2 separate regions of the Homo sapiens genome follow, and region 2 is linked to region 1. The links are chromatin loops, found by intact Hi-C in ENCODE. Cell type or tissue: HCT116. All regions are shown on one strand. Each heading gives the region's core, and the rest is flanking DNA. Links, peaks and the distances in the headings are about the cores only.

The links. Hi-C counts contacts between places; a loop is a spot of excess contacts. Peaks named below come from ENCODE experiments on the same cell type or tissue, not always from the same donor. Only the 100,000 strongest peaks of a DNase experiment are listed, where the experiment ranks them.
Region 2: it touches region 1 in a loop (2.7-fold over the local background); 6 of 110 quality-filtered maps call a loop at or near these places.

What each region holds. Positions count from the first base shown.
Region 1 is chr13:46,601,796-46,604,721 of GRCh38, reverse strand. All of the region lies in intron 1 of LRCH1 (leucine rich repeats and calponin homology domain containing 1), which reads right to left. Among named protein-coding and RNA genes, the nearest start is that of LRCH1, 50 kb to the right of the region's middle. In HCT116, for the core only: a CTCF peak has its summit at 1,209 (motif pointing left); no DNase peak of the experiment used is centred there; H3K4me3 peaks cover 532 bases; H3K27ac peaks cover 409 bases.
Region 2 is chr13:46,716,196-46,719,121 of GRCh38, reverse strand. The region is part of intron 16 of LRCH1 (leucine rich repeats and calponin homology domain containing 1); the gene reads right to left. Among named protein-coding and RNA genes, the nearest start is that of ESD, 80 kb to the left of the region's middle. In HCT116, for the core only: no CTCF peak of the experiment used is centred there; no DNase peak of the experiment used is centred there.

The DNA.
Region 1 (2,926 bases), core at 170-2,669:
TTCATAAATACCTGTCACATTTTTCTGGCATATCTCATTCCTTGGATAATAAAAAAAGAAACAAAAGGATAAACCTTGTAGAACATCAGAGGCTGAGGGCAGAACAAGACCAACAAGATGTAAGTTCTGCCTGCTCCGCTCCAGATACAATTTCATGTTTATTCCGTATCACAGGGAAGAAAGGCAAACAATTGAAAATTAAAATAACACTATCATTAAGTAAACTGTTCTAGGACTCTGGCCCAGTGTGTTCCTTCAGAATTAATTTATTCCACTGCCTTGAGCCACCCCCATCATCCTATTCTAAGTGACTACAGGGAGAAGGCACAGGCCCCAGACCCAGGGAGCAAGGCTACTGTGCTGCAGCCACCTCGGTCACCCACAAGAAGACACCTGAGGCTCTGACACCTCTCCTCTGGCCACATCCAAGGCCCTCCTCACCATCCCCACCCCAGTTAGGGTTGCCAGATAAAATACAGGATGCCCAGTTAGATCTGAATTTCAGATAATTAACAATCTTTTAGTATAAGTATGTCTCAAATATTGCATGGGACATATGTATAGCAAAAAAAAAGTAGTTATTTATATGAAATTCACATTTAACTGGGTGTCTTGTATTTTTATTTGCTACATCTGGCAACTCTACCCCCTAATTCTTTCAATACTCCTCCAAACTATTCTATAATACAAGGAGAAAAATTAATTCTGGCACAAAAACAACTGGGAGGTGAGGAAGAATCAACAAGCTAATTTCAAAAGAAGTTTGGCCGGGCATGGTGGCTCACGCCTATAATGCCAACATTTTAGAAGGCCAAGGCAGGAGGATTGCTTGAGGCCAGGAGTTCAAGACCAGCCTGGGCAACATAGTGAGACCCCATCTCTACAAAAAAATTAAAAATTAGCCAGCTATGGTGGCACGAGCCTATAGTCTCAGCTACTCAGGAGGCTGAGGTGGGAGGATCGCTTGAGCCCAGGAGATTGAGGCTGCAGTAAGCCAAGATCAGTCCCCTGCACTCCAAAGCGAGACCCTCATCTCATAGTACTCTGAATAGTAAAGTATCCAATTAGAAAAGTGAAGGTAAATTTAAAATTGTTTTTAAACAGCATGTTTAAAACTACCAATGCTTAAAATGGTTTCTAATACTATTGACTCGGTTACCTAGGGTAGCAGGAGTCTTGAAATTTATTGGTGCATTCAGTGTTAGCTCCCCCTGTTGTCCACTTAATTACTGGCTTTAGTGACACATAGGAATCCTCCCTAGATTCTTTTCTGTTGTACACAGAACACCTCAGCGACACTAGCTTTGCAAACAACCCATTTGGGTTATGTAAGGAGGGCGGCTGACAGAAAGAGAATGGGGCTGACAGAAAGAGAATGGGGCTGACAGAGATTTCAGGGAAGACTTGAGTCAGGGTCAGGAGGAGGAAACTGGATGGCTTCCCAGCACCTCAGATCCACAGTGTGGCTCTGCTCTCCCCAGGGATCAGACACACCCATGCTCAGAAAACAGGGCCACACCAAGAAGAAATAAATTAGAGGCTCTCCGTGTCTCTGCTCCGTGCATAAAATGAAGAAGAATTAGCTTTCTCCTCCCTAGATCATAGAAAGCACAAGAGGCACAAAATTATTTACAGGATGAAGTCACAGGATACAGATATCTTATTATAAAGATACAGCCATTTATCTGACAAGAAATGAGTTATTTAATTATTTACATGTATGTATGTATGTATGTATGTATGCATGCATGTATGTATGCATGTATGTATTTGTTGACCGGGTCTTGCTCTGTTGCCCAGGCTGGAGCACAGTGGCACAATCATGGTTCACTGCAGCACTGACCTCCGGGGCTCAATCCATCCTCCCACCTCAGCCTCTTCAGTAGCTGGGGCTACAGGCACCACCGCAGTCAGCTAATTTGTGTATTTTTTATAGAGATGGAGTTTTACCATGTTGCCCAATCTAGTCTCAAAGTCCTGGGCTCAAGTGTTCCACCCAACTCGGCCTCCCAAAGTGTAGGGATTACAGACATGAGCCTGTACCCAGCCTCCATTTTATTTTAAATCATCAATGCCCTTCAATTAGGAAATAATAATAATGTTGAGCACTTTCTGGGTACTAGCCATTGTGCTAAGAGCTTTGCATAAATTTATCTCAGTCAAGCCTCACCACGTCCCTATGAGTTTTTTTAAATCCCCAATTTAATTTCATAGTTAGGCTAAATCTGCAAGAAGTTAAATAGCTTTTTCTAGACTACAGACACAGTAAACAGCAGGGGGCTGATTTAGATCCACTGCAGACTGACCCAAAAGCCATGTTCTTCACCCTGAATGGATTACCTGTCCCCAATTAAGCACGTGTTCTGGGTGGTAATCATGACACAGGAAGCAGAGGCATAAACTATTCCAGGAAACTCACTTAAATTTCTCTGGTCTTCAGTTACACAACGAAGCTACATCATCTTCAAAGATCCTTCTAATGTCCAAAAATTCAAGCTTTATTCTAGCGGAACCAAAAATTCCTCAGGGTCAGCTATACATAGTTGCATTAATCTACTTGACACCTTTGAGGCTTAGAGAAGTTAAGTGGTTTCCTCAAGGTTACCAAGCTAGAATGGAAAGAGATGAGATTCAAATTCTGATCTTTCAAATCCATGTCCTGGAAGTCACCTTTAAACCATAGCTGGATCTATGATCTTTAATTTATATGACAACGTTGCAAGTCAGTAGACATAAAAACATTCAGGTTACAAATCCAACTACTGAACACAGGCTATTAATTCTTAGGTTTATTAAACAAGCTCTTTTCTCCTAATAAAGAGAAAGCAGCTACAAAGTCCAACTCAGTCACTGGATATCAAGAGTTAGGCAGCGGCGTGGGTACTATGATACAAGCCCAGCCTATATTCCTAACACCCCAGGCATT
Region 2 (2,926 bases), core at 96-2,595, 110 kb before region 1:
ATTTTGGCTGTCTCTTTCAGAGCTGCATCCATAGTAATGAGCATCATGTGTAGCACATAATAGGCACTCAGCAGATATTTAAGGATGTGTACAAGAAACCATTTATGTACTTGTTGTGAGAACATCTTTGAGTCAAGCAAAGAAAGAAAGCCCTTTGCTCTAAAAATTGCCCAAATGCACTTTCTCATTTAATTATTGCATGAAATGCATCTTCATATGAAAAATATTTATACCTAAATTTAACTGAATGAGAGGAGATTTCTTCTCTGTGGAAACATGAAGTTTTAAAATGTAGCTCTCAACTTCTCCTTGGAAGTTAAGAACCTGAACTGGACATGATGTTTAAGATATACAAACTCAAAGGCAGCAGTATCTTGGCTTTGAAAAAATATCACGAGCTTTAGATCCAGGCTACTGTGAATCAGAACTCTCACTAGCTGATTCATTCATTCCCTTCTGGTGCCTAAAATTGAACTGGACACATTCGGTGTCCTCAAAATGCTCACATTTCTTCTCTATGGTCTTAGACAATTTACTTAACCCAGTGACTGTCAACCTTACTTGAACACCACATAACATCCCATAAAAAGAAGTAAAACAAATGACCAGTGCTTAGACTCAATGCTACACCAAATAAATTAGCATTTCTGACTATGGGGCCTAAGTGACTATAGTTTTACAAAACGCCCAGGTGATTCTAATATAAAACCAGAGTTAAGAGCCACTAAAAAGCCTCTTATATCCTCAGTTTCTTCATTTCTCTAATGGGAAAAATAATACCTATAGTGCAAGATTACTGTAAAAAATTAAGGAAAATATCTGTAAACTGGTACAAGATACATGGTTATTTCAGAGACTAATGTAAACTGGTCCATTCATCCATTCTCTGGTGATAACTTAAAGATTAATTTTCAATAAGTATAAATTAGCACCTACAAATTCACTGCAAATGAAAGAGCAAAAATGACCCCAAAGAAGATAGAAATGGTTTTTAACTTCAAAGTGAAGGGAAGAGGAAAGATTCAGTAAGAGGACACAAGAGCAGGGGGAAAAGCAGAAGTTAAACTATCAGGTTAAAAACGGAGGTTAAAGCTGTCCCATCCAGCTCCAGGGGTGGGCCCAGAGAAACCTACAGACAAACGTCCACATCCTCCTTCATCCACCTTATGGGGCAGAACTTTGGGGACTTTGAGAACTCAAACTCCCAAGGACCTTCTACCCAGGTTGCCAATTTTAAAAAATCTGTTTGAAGAATAAGTTTTAGAGAAATGGGGAATTTAAAATGAGATAGAATGGGAATAAGATATTTGAAAGAATTTTAAAAAAAGGATAATTTTATATAAAGCAAGACAGTGAGCAAGGTAAAAAAAGGACAACCTTACCAAAAATAATAACTAAATGTATAAATAAAAGTCAAGTTACATTATGTTAGGTTGAGCTGGTAATAAGATAATGTTTATTTATAAAGGTTATTTACAAAGATAGCATTACATTAGAAAATGTATTCCAATCACAGGTCAAAGTTAAGAACAAAGAGAATGAAGATAAACATAAAAGTCAGATCTGGGAACCTAAACAAATATTTGTAAAGACTATTTCGGTACAGAAATTTTTCTGTTGCCCAGGGCATAGTAGAGACAAATTGCAAATAGGAAAAAATGACAACCTCCAAACATCTGACATGATCGACTGAACCGTGAGTATTGAAAACGATGGCTTTATTATTATTGTGGTACAGCATAACAGCTGCATGTGAATTCTTGGAATTTTTACTCATAGAAAAAATAACTATTGCAAGGTTATTTTATTTTTAGAAAGATTTCCACAATGATTATTTTCTGTGGAAATTTAAGGATTTTTAATCAAATGAAAGCAGCCTGAATGTAGATGCGGCAGAGATGATTCCAGAGTTAGGAACCCTGGTGCAGCTTCACCTCCACCTCAACCCCACAGTGTGACCCAGGCAGCTCACCTCACCTTTCTGGTTTTAGTCTGTTCGTCTATAAAGATAGTAATTCTACTGCTACATAAGAAGACTAATTGTTTCCCAGTTTTAAAAAAAAAAAGGCCTTTGGTTTCAGATATCATTCCTAAGGAAATACCAAACCACACATAAATCTTTCATTCTAGGCTTTATTTCCTTTAAACAACATTAGGCCCATAAATAGCTATACTTTCTGAAAAACAAAAATGCCTCCCCTCCATTAGAAAAAAAAAAACTTAAGTAAAGAAAATGTTTATCAAGAAAGTTTCCATTTAGCCCTCTTCAACTTCCAAAATTTACAACTGGATGGTATAAGGAGGGCCATTTGTTTAATAACTGTTGTTTTTTAATCCTATTTATTTTCCGTTTAAAAATTTAGAAATCTATGAAATATTAAAAATTCTTTTTATAACTACTCTGCCAAAGTATACATTGTCTTTCTCCATAAGGAAATTGTAGAAGCATTTTTGGTTGAATTTTAACCAGAAATCACAGCAAGTGTCTTAAACATATATTTTCCAGGTATTACATGTAACATACTTAGATGAAAAGATAAATATTATCAGAAAACGTATCTTTCCATTGTGTTTGCATTGTGGCTATACCCTGTACCTCACTACTCTTCCCTATAAATCACATTCTCTGTTTCACTTAACTCGACTGCAATCACTTTGTATTCTGAAGTAAAATGTTTAAAATTTGAATATTTCAGAGACTAGGATGAAATTAGACTAGAATGGAGATTACGATATAGGTGGTGTGCAGATCTAAATAATTATGTTTTATTGTAATCTCTTAGGCTATATAAGATTCAAAATTAAAAGATACCCACATGAACTCTAGCTGAGTGTCCTCGATTTTTTATTTACACATTTGATTCTCAGGCCAAGTTACTATCCTTGAATGTCAAAAAGATGAACCTATACTCAAGAAGGCATCAAA